Linked DNA regions of Homo sapiens: all the other regions are linked to region 1. A link is a loop called in an ENCODE intact Hi-C map of the cell type or tissue named here. Cell type or tissue: natural killer cell. All regions are shown on one strand. Region 1 has its middle 16 kb from the start of GPR68. Region 2 overlaps CCDC88C (coiled-coil domain containing 88C). Region 3 overlaps CCDC88C (coiled-coil domain containing 88C).

Region 1 (5,000 bases):
CATCACCAGAGTCCATCATCTTGGGGTCTTCCCTTTTCACCCACACAGGTAAGGGGATGCAGCAAAAAGAGAATCTCACAGGGGTTTTTGGCCAAGTGTGGAAATGGCGGATATCCCTGCTACTTACATTCCATTGGTCAGATCCCAGGCATGTGGCCTCAACCTAACTGCAAGGGAGGCTGGGAAAGGTAGTTTTCCTATGGATGCAGGAAAGAGAGGCAGAATTGGTGAGTATCTGGCCAGTCTCTGACAGGCAGCTCTTCAAGCCACCTCAACTTAACAGGTTTTTTGTTTTGTTTTGAAACAGAGCCTTGCTCTGTCACCCAGGCTGGAGTGCAGTGGCACAGTCTTGGCTCATTGCAACCTCTGCTTCTCAAGTTCAACCAATTCTCCTGCCTCAGCCTCCCAAGTAGCTGGGATTACAGGCGTGTGCCACCACAGCCAGCTAATTTTCGTATTTTTAGTAGAGAAGAGGGTTTCACCATGTTGGCCAGGCTGGTCTCAAACTCCTGGCCTCAAGTGATCCACCTGCCTTGGCCTCCCCAGGATTACAGGCATAAGCCACCACATCCAGCCCTAAACTTAAGAGGTTTTAAGCACCCACCCCTCTGTACCTTCCTCTAAACAAAATCCACTTCTTCAAATGCGATGCCTGGAATGTGAAGTGAGAGCAAGTCTGTCTGACCTGCCCCATGGAGAACAGGCCCATTTTCCTCTCTGCTTCTTTACTTCTGGTGAGAAATCTTATTGCTGACACACATTGAGTTTATGTGAATTGCTGGTAAGCCACATCCTCCTCTCCACCTTGCCTAGAGGAAGTGGTTTTTCGAATCTGAGTTAGACCTCATCGTGCAGCCAGTGGAAGCCACAGGGAGTGGGCAGGATGTAGCAGAATGCAGTGGGCTGGACCAAGTCGGGGCTGGTGGTCAGCAAAGCCCGTGCAATGAGGGGCAAGGAACAACCTCAGAGGAATGCCTTTCCCTGCTGAGTGACGGAGGGGCCAGAGGACCTCCAGGGGACTAAGGAGCCCTGACCTGCTTAGCTGGCTCACTTGTCTTTGATCCATCTCCTGCAGGGTCTGTGTGGCTCATTCTCCCCTCAAGGTGCCAAGGTCTCCAGCCTGCCCTTGTTATCCATGGAGCATCCTATGCACTGTTCACCAGGATTACCTCCCCTCAATGTTCTTGGAAATGCCCAGTGATGCTCCTATGTCCCACAAATCCATTCTGGTTGGCACCAGGCCCATATCTCGCCTTAAATCACCCCATCATTCCCTGCATGTCATCTCCTATCTCCCTGTAACTAGCTTCTGCAGGCTGCAGCCACACTCACCATGGCCACCCCATGGATACAGGTGCTTCCTCAAAGCACAGTCAAGGCTAGGATAAAAGAGGAAAGCTGAGCAAAACTACTAAAGGTCTGAGCAGGAATCCTACAGTGGAATGGACAAGCATCAAAACTGGATCCTGGAATGCAGAGCTCCTGTGGTCCTTGGGCTGGGCCCTGCTAAGGGGTCTTCTCCCTTGCATCAGAGCCCCTGATGTTGGACCACAGGCCTGCCTCTCCCTGTAGCGGGGTCAGGGGTTTGGATGTGTCACTGAGTCTAGGACCCTTATTCTCAGCTTTCTCTGGGCTCAACCTGGTGTCAGCCTCTTTACCAAACAACTGAAATCCTCTCCCCATGAATTTCTGCCCACAGTGAAGACAACCCATTACATGGTTATGCCTCAGACTCCTCCATGCCAGAAGAGAACCCTGCTGTTACTACTGCAAAACCAAAGACCCATTTGTGTCTTCCCCCAAAACATGAGTCAGAAGCGTGCTGGCAGCTTTACCATGGTGAGGGCTTCTCTCTTCTAGCCATCAAGATTGCAGAAACGTCGGGGTACAATCTCAATCAGAGGCCCTCGCTACATGGAACTCTGCAGTCCCAAATCAGGGACAAAAATCCTAATTGGAGGACATGTGGTCAGGGAGGCTGCAGAGCTGAGGTGGCTTCACTGAGCCGTGAGATGCCGCAGATCCCCATGTGGCTGAGTTCTCAGGATGCTGGAGGTGTCAGCCCTGCTGCCGCACCAGCACTGAGCACAGCCCCTGCCTGTGGGAACTCCCCTAGAATGACAAAGGGAGACCTGGAGAGCCCCAGCCCCAGCAACTTCCGCCCAGGGCTGCATCATGCCCCTGCATAGGGAGAACTGAAGTCAGTCCCAGAACCACTGTGCTACATCCTCACGCTTAACTGCTGTGTGTACAATGCGGGGTTCATTTCTACCCTCTGTGTTCTATTCTCACAACTGTTGCTCCTTAAAGAATGAAACTAGACCTGTTTAAGGAAATGAATGAAAATTAAGCAGGTTCAACAAACATTTGGGGCCATGGCTGCGAAGCTGGACTCCCCTGATCTGGGTGAGTCAGCCGTCACTCAGCAGTGCAACCAGCACAGGATATTGTAAGAGTGTAATGGGACACGGTCAGTGACTCAGTTTCTAATGTTGTTGGGCACTGTGCAGTGGGAGCTTGTGAAAGAGATAAGGGCAAGTGACTGGAGTTGTTCAGGAGGACTCTGAGCCGCCTGAGCACTGGAGAGGCCTGACCCACCCACAGGGTGAGGCTGCCCTCCTATGCAAGAGGTTAAAGGGTCTGGGCTCAGGGGGTGCAGGGGAGCAGACAGAGAGGAGGTGGAATAGTGTTAGGGGTGAGGTGAGGGGCAGCAATGGTGATAAATGTTAGGCTCTTCAAAGGACCTTTTGCCTTAGTAAACAAAATGCTGTTCTTTTGCCTTAGTAAACAAAATGCTGTTTGGAAAAAAAAGCATTTCAAAGGTATAAATATTTTGGTGGTGGTAGGAGTAAATCTTCTGTAAAACCCAAGAACTTTGTAAATATATATTCCACATTTGCACATTTTACCATTTTCTTTTTTTCCTTTTTTGAGACTAGCTCTTGCTCTGTCACCCATGCTGGAGTGCAGTGGTGTGATCACAGCTCACTGCAGCCTCGAACTCCCAGGCTCCAGTGATCCTCCCACCTTAGCCCCATGAGTAGCTGGGACTACCGGAGCATACCACCATGCCTGGCAAATTTTAAAAACTTTTTTTGTAGAGATGGGATTTCACTATGTTGTCCAAGCTGGTCTCAAACTTCTGGGCTCAAGGGATCCTCCTGCCTTGGCCTCCCAAAGTGTTGAGATCACAGGTGTGAGCCACCATGCACGGCTGCCTGACTATGCCCTAATGATAACAGTACCCCCTCATCCACGTGGAGTATGTTCCAAGATCCCCAGTGGATAGTACTGAACTCGACTGCTGTCAGTTGGAACACGTTTCTGTTCACGTCTTCCACCCACACATGTAATGCCTTTTCCATCTTAACTGATCACTTACCACACATTGTGGCCAGAACTTTTGCAGCTTGAGGTTTGACAACAAAACTAGCACATATCTCTTTTTCCTTCTCAATTCTTTTTTTTTTCTTTTTTGTTTTGAGACAGAGACTCGCTCTGTCACCCAGGCTGGAGTGCAGTGGCGCAATCTGGGCTTACTGCAACCTCCATCTCCCAGTTTCAAGCGATTCTCCCACCTCAGTCTCCCGAGTAGCTGGATTATAGACGCCCACTACCACGCCCGGCTAATTTTTTCTATTTTTGGTAGAGACGGGGTTTTGCCATGTTGCCCAGGCCAGTCTTAAACTCCTGAGCTCAAGTGATCTGCCCTCCTCGGCCTCCCAAAGTGCTGGGAATACTTATAGGCATGAGCCACCATGCCCAGCCTCCTTCTCAATTTCATGGATAGAAAATTCATTCTTACCATAGAGCTTAGTAGCCTCAATATATGAACTTGTTCTTTATTAAGTCAAGAACTTTCACCTTTTCGGGTAAATATATATACAGTATGCTTACCTAGTCCTCCATGCCCGTGCAGCAATATGGAGAGGAAGGGAATTCCTAACTTCCGAGGGAACACCTATCAAACATCAGGAAGCCATTAGGAGATTATTATTGGCTGTACAGAAACCTAAAGAGGTGGCAGTCTTACACTGCCGGGGTCACCAGAAAGGAAAGGAAAGGGAAATAGAAAGGAACCACCAAGCGGATATTGAAGCCAAAAGAGCCACAAGGCAGGACCCTCCATTAGAAATGCTTATAGAAGGAGCCCTAGTATAGGGTAATCCCCTCCAGGAAACCAAGCCCCAGTACTCAGAAGAAATAGAATGGGGAACCTCACGAGGACATAGTTTCCTCCCCTCAGAATGGCCAGCCACCGAAGAAGGAAAAATACTTATGCCTGCAGCTAACCAATGGAAATTACTTAAAACCCTTCACCATATCTTTCTCTTAGGCATTAATAGCACCCATCAGATGGTCAAATTATTATTTACTAGACCAGGCCTTTTCAAAACTATCAAGCAGATAGTCAAGGCCTGTGAAGTGTGCCAAAGAAATAATCCCCTGCACTGCAGCCCATACATTTCAATCCCTTTATCTTTAACCTCCTTGTTAAGTTTGTCTCTTCCAGAATCAAAGCTGTAAAACTACAAATAGTTCTTCAAATGGAGCCCCAGATGCAGTCCATGACTAAGATCTACCATGGACCCCTGGACCGGCCTGCTAGCCCATGCTCCGATGTTGATGACATCGAAGGCACCCCTCCCGAGGAAATCTCAACTGCACAACCCCTACTACGCCCCAATTCAGCAGGAAGCAGTTAGAGCAGTTGTCAGCCAACCTCCCCAACAGCACTTGGGTTTTCCTGTTGAGAGGGGGTACTGAGAGACAGGACTAGCTGGATTTCCTAGGCCAACTAAGAATCCCTAAGCCTAGCTGGGAAGGTGACCACATCCACCTTTAAACACAGGGCTTGCAACTTAGCTCACACCCGACCAATCAGAGAGCTCACTAAAATGCTAATTAGGCAAAAACAGGAGGTAAAGAAATAGCCAATCATCTATCGCCTGAGAGCACAGCAGGAGGGACAATGATCGGGATATAAACCCAGGCATTCG
Region 2 (5,000 bases), 88 kb before region 1:
CAGGAGTGCGGTAGTGTGACCATGGCTCACTGCAGATTTGACCTCCAGAGCTCAAGTAATCCTCCCACATCAGCCTCCCGAATAGCTGGGACCACAGGCACGTACCACCACGCCCAGCTAATTTTTTTTTTTTGGAACTGGGGTCTCTTTATGTTGCCCAGGCTGGTCTCAAACCCCTGGGCTCAAGCAGTCCTTCGGTCTCAGCCTCCCAAAGTGCTAGGAGCACAGGTGTGAGCCACTGTGGCTGACTCAGTGTTTTGGTTTCTTAGATTCATGTGGGCCTAGCACGGGAAATGTCTTCATAAGTGGCAGCCCAACCTTGGCCATGATAAAAATAATTGCCCTTTAGGAAGATGAGAACCTCCAGCTCTGCAGGTCCTCACGACGCTGCCCCAGAAAGCCTGCAGTATTATCTCTCTGGCCTAGTGATATTTTGGGGCCCCTTCTGGCAGGTCACCAGGGTGGTGCCCAGGCATCTCTCTGCCCTGTCCTGTCTGCTGTGGCCCCTCCTCTGTACAAACAGGACCTGGCGGGGGCGTCGCCCACCCACCACAACTCCTTATGCTGATCTCTCAGGCCCTACCCACTTCCTCCCTGGCCCGACGCCAGCCTCTCCTGCCGTGGCCCTCGGGAGGCCCTGTCTTGGCACACACTCTCTGGTCGTGGGGGCGCCGGAAGGGAGGGGCCGCTGTTTGCAGGCAGGGCTGTCCTGTGTCTGAAGCCTGGAGCTCTCTCCTCCCTCTCGTCCTTGGCCTGCCCTGAGCCTGGCTGGAATCTGGCCCGACCCTGCAGGGTGGTTCTCCCTTCACTCTCTGTCCATGTCTCACTGACTGTTTTATTGGCCCCAGTGCCCAGCCCAGAGTCTGACACGTAGAGGGTGCTCGCCAGCATTTGACAGGTGAACCCTTCAGCACCAGCAGGAGGCAGGCTGTGCTTCAGGCCTGGCAACCCTCAGCCAGCTCAGCTCATCCTGAATTTCCCTCTCCAACCTCAGCCATCCAGCTGGCATTTCCTAGTCAGTAAGCAAGCCCGTTGGCCCTGCTGAGTCCCACAGGGGGCCCCTAGTGCCAACCTGGCTCTTCATCTCACCCCGAATGTAGCCCAGGCTGCACGCTTGCTTTGGTCTGGGACCTCTGGAAACCATAGTTCCCTGAAGTTAAAACATCTTTCTCTCTAACTCAAGGCACCTCCATGGGTCCTAGAGAAGCCCCCTCCCTCCTCTGTGTCTGTAGCTTTGTATTGAAGTCATAAGAGTTCATTCTTTGAGTCAGGAAGGAAAAAGAATCCTTATTTTTAGAGGAAGAGGGGCAGCCCTTTGGGGGCCTGTCATGAGAGGCAGGAGCAGCTCATGTGAAGACATGCAGCCTGGGGGCTGAGGGGCAGGGTCCTGGCACCCACAACTCCCAGGAAAACCTAATGCTGCACCACATGAGACTGTTGCCCATGCCAGTGGCTGCAGGGAGGACAGGAAACCCTCTGGGGGCCAGAAAGTCTGCAGCCATCCCATACCTTAGCCCAGCAGGTTCATCAGGTGCACAGGTCTTCTTCGGGGATGGACCGGAGTATAGGACAAAGAACCACAGAATGAGAAAGATGAGGGGTCCATCAGGGGTAGGTAGGACCCAGGAAATCACACCTTTAGACCAGAAGCAACAGCAATCAGAAATGCAAGGGTTGGCCGGGCACAGTGGCTCATGCCTGTTAACCCCAGCACTTTGGGAGACCGAGGCAGGCGGATCACCTGTGAGACCAGCCTGGCCAACACAGTGAAATCCCGTCTCTACTAAAAATACAAAAATTAGATGGGCGTGGTGGCAGGCTTCTGTAGTCCTAGTTACTCAGGAGGCTGAGGCAGGAAAATTGCTTGAATCTGGGAGGCGGAGGTTGCAGTGAGCCAAGATCATGCCATTGTACTCCATCCTGGGCGACAAGAGCAAAACTCCATCTCAAAAAAAAAAAAAGGTTGAGTCAGAATCTGCATTTCAGCAAGGCGGGCACTCGTGTGCAACGGGGAGCATAAGGACCTCTGTTTAGGTAGTTCATGTTTAGGAGGGCTGCGAACAGGTGGGTTCTGGCATAAGACCTTGATGTCAAGGAGATCACTGGGTGGCTGTCCAGGCCAGACAAAATGTGGCCTGGCCTGTGAGGGAGATGGTGGAAGTGTGGAAGGGGTAAGAAGGACAGGGCTTGGTGACACATTTCCATGGAGGTGAAAGAGGAAGAGATATAACAGAGGGCCACTTGAGCAGCCAGGTGACATCACCAACTGAGGCAGGAAGTCTCCAGGAGGACAGGAAGCTGGGTGCGTGTGAAACCCCCGAGGGCACCCAGCGGTGGCGGCCTCAGGCGGTGGAGCACATGGCAGCAAGGATGGGGCAGAGGGACGCTGGGGGGATGGTGATGGTTTGCTTCCTGGTGACTTTCTGTCTTAAGAGTGACAGCTGTGGTGTGGGGAGTTGCTACAGAATGATGTCAGGAGGTCTTCCCTTGAGAAAAGACCCATCAGTGCATTCTGTTGGGGTGGTTTCTGTTTTGTTTTAAATCATGGTTCACTTCGTAGGACTGATGTCTGCACTGGGCTGGGTCTTTTGGTTCTGCAGATTGAAAAGTTACAAACCCAGCTGGAGAGAGAAAAGCAGAGCAACCAAGATCTGGAGACCCTCAGTGAGGAGCTGATCAGAGAGAAGGAGCAGCTGCAGAGTGACATGGAGACCCTGAAGGCTGACAAAGCCAGGCAGGTAGGTGCCTCCACCACTAACGCCTCTCCTAGAACCCCTGCCTGCAAGACGGAGAGCCGGGATTACAGCCATTCCTGGTACTGTATTGTGGATGCATGGATTATCCGTTACCTAGCTTAGCCACAGCTTAAATCAGCAATTCTCAATTTCCCAACTGGCGGTGGGAAAAGGTGGGGTGAATTTTGCCTCCCAAGGGACATTTGGCAATGTCTCAAGACATTTTTGATTGTCGTGACCCCGGGGAAGAGAGGGGGTGGTGCTCCTGGCATGGAGTGGGTGGAGGCCAAGGATGCTGCTACATATTCTGCAGTGCGCAGGTCAGGAACACTCCATCTGCAAATGTTCTTAGTGCCCCAGCTGAGAACCCTGGCAAATCCGTGTGGTTTTATTTGCCTCACACGGCGGGCAGTCCAGGGCTGATGTAGTGGCTCAGGGATGCCATCAGGAACCAGGCCTCTTGCCTACAGCTCTGCCAGCCTTAGCAGTGGCTGCTGCACATCCCTAAGGTACAAGCAGGAGAAAGGTGGAGGGCTTAGCATCACAGGGAAACCCTCCCAAGGATGCTCCGTAGACGTCACGTTGGCCAGAACTAACGTGTGGCTACCTCTGCCTGCAAAGAATGCCAGGGCACCAAGTATTTTAGTTTTTTGTTTTTGTTTATGTTTTCTTTTGTTTAATAGAGATGGGATCTCACAGTGTTGCCCAGGCCGGTCTCGAACTCCTGGGCTCAAGTGATCCTCCCGTCTTAGCTTCCCAAAGTGTTGGGATTACAGGCATGAGCCACCATCACTGGCCCCAAGTATTTTAGCTTTTTGGCATCTGTAGTAGAGGAATAAAAAGCCCAGAGAAGATGGTTAGAATGGTGCATGGTAAACAGACGGACAGGGCCCTGCCCAGATGTTGCTCACAGCCAGGAAGGCACACTTCCAGGTGACAGGCAAGATGATCTCAGGAGGGTGCTACTGAGAGAATAGGGTGCTGAGGGAGAGAATACTGGGATACACGGCTACCTTAGAATCATCATGCCAGGATGTTTTGGGGAACTGACCCCAAGTATAAGAAAGAGCCAGTGAGGCTGATAGCCAGAGGAAAGTACTCCAGGCAGAGGGATCAGCATGTGCAAAGTGTTCACAGTCAGCTGGGCTAGGAGCAGTGAGCAGGAGGTGGAGAGTAGTGTAAGCAGAGGCTGCAGAGGTGGGCAGGGCCCGGCTACCAGAGACCAAGAGAAACCGCTGAAACTTAAGTGAGGGAGAGAGATGTATTTACATTTTAAAATCATCCTGGCTGCTCTGAGTGTATTCTGACTTGAACCATCTAAGTGGTGGTGTCTGTGCCCACTCACCTGTGTCTGTCAAGCCTCTGGGGAACGCACAGGCAGTGTCTGAGCACAGGTAGGACAGCCGTTCAAGGCCTTCTCTCTCCCATCCCCAGTGTGAGCCCATGTCACTGAAATAGGTTCCTGCAGCAGCCTGGGTTGTGCCTGTTGTGTTTTCCCGTAGATCAAGGACCTTGAGCAGGAAAAGGACCACCTCAACCGAGCCATGTGGTCGCTGCGGGAGAGGTCGCAGGTCAGCAGTGAGGCCCGCATGAAAGACGTGGAGAAGGAGAACAAAGCCCTCCACCAGACGGTGACGGAGGCCAATGGCAAGCTCAGCCAGTTGGAGTTTGAGAAGCGGCAGCTGCACAGGGACTTGGAGCAGGCCAAGGAGAAGGGGGAGCGGGCAGAGAAGCTGGAGAGGGAGCTACAGCGACTCCAGGAGGAGAACGGGAGGCTGGCCAGGAAGGTGACCTCCCTGGAGACAGCCACCGAGAAAGTCGAGGCCCTGGAGCATGAGAGCCAGGGCCTGCAGCTGGAGAACCGGACTCTGAGGAAGTCTCTGGACACCTTGCAGAACGTGTCCCTGCAGCTTGAGGGCCTGGAGCGTGACAACAAGCAGCTGGACGCAGAGAACCTGGAGCTGCGCAGGCTGGTGGAGACCATGCGCTTCACCAGCACCAAGCTGGCACAGATGGAGAGGGAGAACCAGCAGCTGGAGCGTGAGAAGGAGGAGCTGAGGAAGAACGTGGATCTGCTCAAGGCGCTGGGCAAGAAGTCAGAGCGCCTGGAGCTCAGCTACCAGAGCGTGAGCGCTGAGAACCTCCGGCTGCAGCAGAGCCTGGAGAGCAGCAGCCACAAGACGCAGACCTTGGAGAGTGAGCTGGGCGAGCTGGAGGCTGAGCGCCAGGCGCTGCGGCGGGACCTGGAGGCCCTCCGGCTGGCCA
Region 3 (5,000 bases), 150 kb before region 1:
GCCTGTCTCCTGAGAAACTTCAATCTTGTGTAAGTCACAATTTTTAAGGTCTTTGTTACTCACAGATGAACATAATTCTCAGGGGTGCATCTTGTAACCCTCCCCACCATGGTTCTTAGCACTTCTGGGTACATAATGATTATACTGTGAATCCTGTGGGTTAAAAAAGTCAGAACCTTGAAGTGGCACCGGGGGGGGGCCATCTGCATTTAGCAAGAGATCTGGACTCTCAAGAACTGACGACGAGTCCCATGATGCGTCCCATGCTCGGGTGGCCGGGGTGCATCCCTTAACCCCCTGAACTCCACTTGCTCGCTGGTTCAGGGAGTGAATAACCGCGCCTGCCGACCTCAGAGCTAAGTGGCATAGATCGTCAGCAGTTCAGCACCATCGCTCCGGCTCTCATGCGCGTGAACTGTCATCTTCACAGCAGGCCTCAGGCTGGGAGCTCCGCGGTGGAAGAGTAAGCTCATGTCTCAGCCTGCCACACAGGAATGGGTGGAAGGGCTCGCGTGGCACCCATGCCCTGTCCCTGGCAACTGATGCTGCCAGCCCTCAGTGGCCACTGCCACCCCCTCCTCCTGAGAAAAGCTCAGGGCAGGCAGTCTGAGGTGGGATGAGCTTGTTTGTTCAGGTGGGGGTGCTTTTTCATGGTTTCTGTTTCTCTTTGTTTTTTCTCCTTTCTTCAAGACCAGTGTCTCAGTGGACACAGGGTGAGAGCCACTTTGTGGCAGTTGGTTAGGGAGGGGGGGCGGGCAGGCAGCTTTGCTCGGGTGGGTGTGGAGTGGCTGGTCTGCCCACCCGGAGCAGTTCTTCACGATGTCCTGGGGCCAGCCCCACTTTCCCAGGTCTGGGTGGCCGGGGCTGTGGCAGTCACTTTGGGATATTAACCTCAGGGGCTCGGCAGTGTGACTGAGAGACAGACATCCTTTCCTACCTCGGCAGGCCTGGGTGTCGTGGGCAGCCAGCTGGGGGCTGAACCGACACTGGGCTTACCTGGGGGTGCGTGGCCCCCATGGGAGGGCACCATCCAGGGGACCCCTGGGCCTCCCCACAGACAGCACCAGCCACTCTTCCGCATCTCTGCTCTCTGCCTCTGCTGCCAGGTGGCTCTCAGGATGCCCAGCTGCAGGCTTCCCGGCATTCCTTCTCACCTCTGCGTTCATGCAGGAAATGTTTGTTTAGAGCCTCCCTGTGCCCCACCAGGGCTGTGTTCCCACCTGTGGGCTCTCCAGAGACGGCGGTGGATAAAAGTCCCTCACTACCTTGACTGTGGTTCCTGGGGGGCAGGGGTCCTATCTGTTTCCATTCACTATAACGCCCTGGCTCCTAGCACATGCCTTGAGGGGACGGGGGCTCACTAAACGCTTGTTGGGTGAGTGAATGAACACATGAGTGGATATAAAATCGAGGCAGTCATGAGTGTGCAAAGCGCAGAAGATGGCGACCAAGGTCAGGGAGCAGGAGCAGACAGCGCCCCCACCACCAGCCAGACATGCATATGCCCGGCGACGAGCACCTGGGTGTTTCAGGAGGCTCTGAGCTCACAGGAGAGAAGCCTGACCTATGATCGTCACCCTGTCCTGGGGGGCAGCAGCGGGAGTGACAAGTGTGGCCTTTCCTGGCTGCCACAGCCTAAAGGGTCCTCTGCGCCTGCCAGCTCCTCAGGTCTCCTCCGCAGATACATTTGGGCTGCTGGCTGTTGGCTGACTGGGTTCAAGCCTCTTCTCCTGTGAACTCGCGGGGCTGGAAGGTCTACGTTTCCAGCCCCAGCCTCGCCACTTGTAGTCATGTGACCCCAGGGCACATCCTTACTGTCTGTATCTCAGTTTATTCCTCTGTAAAATGGGCACAGTTACGGCACCTGCCCCATTGAACGCAAGAAGATGCATGCCTGCTGGAAAGGGTCAGATCAGAAGGAGACATTTGCCCCCCACTCGCCCTGAGGAGCCTCGCACAGGGAAGGTGCTCCGGGCACGGACAGGGTTGAGTCTCCCCTCATCTCGTGGCTTGGGCTGGAAGAGTCCACTTGCTGCCGAGGCAGGGCTGGCACAGACTGCCATCCTGCTTGGCTTGGCCATGGGAACAGCTGGTGAGGGTGCTTTTATTTGCCTGAAGTGTGGGCTCTCGGCCGGCCCTGCGGGGAAGCCAGAGCAGCTGGTCTGCCTCGTGAGCAGGTGCCGGGGCGGGTCTGTGCGCCTGCCCTTCCCTCCTTCCCCGAAAACGCTCTTTGATTCCGCTGCCCACCCCCCTCTTCCCCACCTCACCCACATCTGAAGAAAAGCTTCCCTACTTAAAGGAAAAAAGGAAGAATAAGCTTCATCTGATTTGATTTTTTTTGGAGTCCTCAGGTCGGAGCCTCACACAGCAGGGGTCCAGTTGGTCTAATTGAAGGGCATTGTTTCTGTCCCAGTCCTTTAGATTCAGGCTGTTCACACAGCCTGTCTCTCTCTCTCCCACATGCGCGCGCGCACACACACACACAGACACGCGCGCATGCTAACCCTGGGGCCTGTGGCCCTTCATTAGCTCATTTGGCAAATGATGGCTGAGCCCTGCTGTGTGCCAGGCCCTGGGAGAGCCCTGGGGAGCGAGACCGCCCAGATCACCACCCTCAGGAGCCCACAGCCCAAGAAGGAGACTCGAAGAGTAAGGCTGGTTTAGCAGAGGAAACTCAGTCTGTAGCTTCGTAACTAGTGAAGAGAGTTCCTGGTGTTTTGCCCACATCCCCTCGGCATGTTGTATACCACATACGTGTTACAGTGCCTGTCCCATTGGGCTCCGTAAGGGAGTGTCACCACATCTTCATTCCTGGCTCTGACAGGCACCATTGACCGATCTTGGCCCTCTTTGTCTCTGAGCCCAGATCTGGCCTCAGAATCCTTCTCAACACAGAACTCTAGGTAACCACTACCAGTCATCTGTGCCTGGAACCCAAGCTTAAACTACCCCTGGGATCACAGTGAGTTACTTGTGTGAGACTTCCTTGTGCCTCCTGAGGCTTCGGAATGAGCCTGACTGCAGAGACCACTGCAGATGCTGCCAGACTGTTGGAATGGCCTCAAAGGTCGGTTGGGCCACCCCAGGCTCTGTGCTCAGCAGGACTGCACGGCCTGTTCTGGCTGTAACCCCTTGCCCCTGGCTGTTCCCTCTGCCTGGGATTCTCCAGTTCCACCCGTCCACCTGGCTCACACCCTCCCTACACTCGCATTTTGTTCAGCTGACGATTCATCGAGGGCCCTCTTTGACCACCTGTCTGTAAGAGCTATGTTTTCTGTCACTTCCTCCTATGTTCCTTTATTTTGCTTCTTAACACACACATGTGACATATATTTACCTCTTTAGCCCTCTCATTTACTCCAATATTCCAAGCAATGAAAAATACCTATTGATCAAATGGACCTTGCATTAGCAGATACCTGGTGGACTTAACCCTGCTACTGCCTGCAAGAGTTAGGATGAGAGGTAATAGACACAGTGTGTCTAGCCAAGCTCCTGGTTTATGCAGCATGCTGATTTATTGCTGTTCGAAATAAAGTGTTCTTTACACTGTAGATGGGGGAGGGTGCGTTTAGTTGGAGGTCCCAAAAAGCCTCTGTTCTCACCAGAGCCTTCCTCCCCGCAGCCAGTTCCATTTAGCCAGCAGCTGGCAGGCATCTGCTGTGGGCCACACTGTGCAGAGCCCTGGGGGGATTCAGAGGTGAGCATGTTCCAGCATCTGCCCTGGGGACCCTGAGGATCTCAGTTCCCTGTGTGGGACTCAGGCAGGGACACGAGAGAGGGGCCTGGGGGCACTGATTGCTGAGGAAGTGATCATTGCCGGCGGAGGGGTTTGAGGAAGGCATTGGAGGCAAGTGTGGCTGGACAGAGAGGATTTTGTCAGGTGCGGGTGGGCAGGGGACCGGCTGGGCTGCCAGGTCACCTCCAACCCCTGCCCACCCCCCAACTTGGACAGCTGCTGCAAAGTTGATAACATCTTTTGAGATTTTCACTTCCTGCCGAGATATTAGTCATTAGAAACTTGTCACTTCTGAACCTTCCTCCTCCCCGGCTTTTCAACTGTGTCCCGATATGCCCTCCCCCAGTTTCCTGCTATAGAATACATTCTTGGTGATAGAATAGAGAGTTTCTTGCTCTCTAGATGAAGTCTGATCTTTTGCTGCAAACTCCTGTAATGAAAAGAGACCAGTTTGCATGAAATGTCTGCTCTGCTGTCTGTTTCCTCCAGAAAGCTTTTTTGGAGGAGCGAGTGGGGGCTAAGGAGGGGTAATTACAGTCTTATTTATCCATGCTGGAGACTCATGGTTCCCATGTGTGTAGAATTTTTCCTTCTCTTCATCCTTTGCTATTTGACCAGCACAAGTTCTGCTTGGCCCCAGGCAGATGTCACTGATGAACCGTGGCACACTTGCTCCCAGGGCCAGACCTGCCCCTAGTGTTCTCAGCATAGCGTCCAAGCCAGCTCTCTTGAGTCCAGACCACCATAGGGCACTGGTATCGTGTGTGTTTTTCTTGGCCCTCCTGAGGCCAGAGGGAGAAGAGAGAAGGTGGCCCCAGCAGATGTCCCAGCTCAGTTCTTCCTCCTTGGTCCTGAGCCCAGGGGCTGGGGACGGTTTGTGCATTCCTGGGGATCTCTAGAATGGACCCCACTCCTCGCACACACAGGTAGCTGGGACTGTCTTCCTTTATGGGCTCACTGTGGTGACTGTGGCTTCCTGTGTTTGCCCCCTGCAGAGCTGCCCTGTGTTGAAGCAGGAGGGAGGATGGTGTGTCGCCCCGGAGCATGTTGAGAGCACAGTGCCCAGCAAAACCTGACGGCTAGGAAAGGCCTCAGGTTCAGCCAGCACCTCCGGGGGCCTGACTTCATGCCAGGCACAGGCTTGATTGTCGCTAGGTTAAGTGATGCCTGCCTGCCCGGCCACCTGCCTTTCTGGCCACCTGGCAGGGCTTGATGCCGAGGCCCAGCAGCAACGTGGTGGTGGAGCCGGCAGAGGGGACTC

Evidence for each region. A loop is a pair of places that touch in the nucleus more often than their neighbours do. Peaks named below come from ENCODE experiments on the same cell type or tissue, not always from the same donor. Only the 100,000 strongest peaks of a DNase experiment are listed, where the experiment ranks them.
Region 2: it touches region 1 in a loop (8-fold over the local background); 1 of 110 quality-filtered maps calls a loop at or near these places.
Region 3: it touches region 1 in a loop (3-fold over the local background); 1 of 110 quality-filtered maps calls a loop at or near these places.

The regions. Positions count from the first base shown.
Region 1 is chr14:91,225,746-91,230,745 of GRCh38, reverse strand. No RefSeq gene overlaps it. Among named protein-coding and RNA genes, the nearest start is that of GPR68, 16 kb to the left of the region's middle. RefSeq lists enhancers at 913-962, 1,510-1,599, 1,660-1,979, 2,010-2,289, 2,300-2,359. In natural killer cell, no CTCF peak of the experiment used is centred here; DNase peaks (open chromatin) are centred at 235, 805, 2,125, 3,375 and 1 weaker place; H3K27ac peaks cover 4,603 bases.
Region 2 is chr14:91,313,388-91,318,387 of GRCh38, reverse strand. It overlaps CCDC88C (coiled-coil domain containing 88C), which reads left to right. Exons shown (of 30, transcript NM_001080414.4): 14 at 2,601-2,738; 15 at 4,238-5,000. Among named protein-coding and RNA genes, the nearest start is that of GPR68, 71 kb to the right of the region's middle. RefSeq lists an enhancer at 1,888-2,277. In natural killer cell, no CTCF peak of the experiment used is centred here; DNase peaks (open chromatin) are centred at 317, 607 and 2,347; H3K27ac peaks cover 4,042 bases.
Region 3 is chr14:91,372,745-91,377,744 of GRCh38, reverse strand. All of the region lies in intron 3 of CCDC88C (coiled-coil domain containing 88C), which reads left to right. It overlaps LOC107984673 (a long non-coding RNA gene), which reads right to left. Exons shown (of 2, transcript XR_001750858.2): 2 at 3,494-5,000. Among named protein-coding and RNA genes, the nearest start is that of CCDC88C, 43 kb to the left of the region's middle. RefSeq lists enhancers at 1-222, 396-655, 1,572-2,244, 3,707-3,776. In natural killer cell, no CTCF peak of the experiment used is centred here; DNase peaks (open chromatin) are centred at 484, 2,704, 4,044, 4,724 and 3 weaker places; H3K4me3 peaks cover 201 bases; H3K27ac peaks cover 5,000 bases.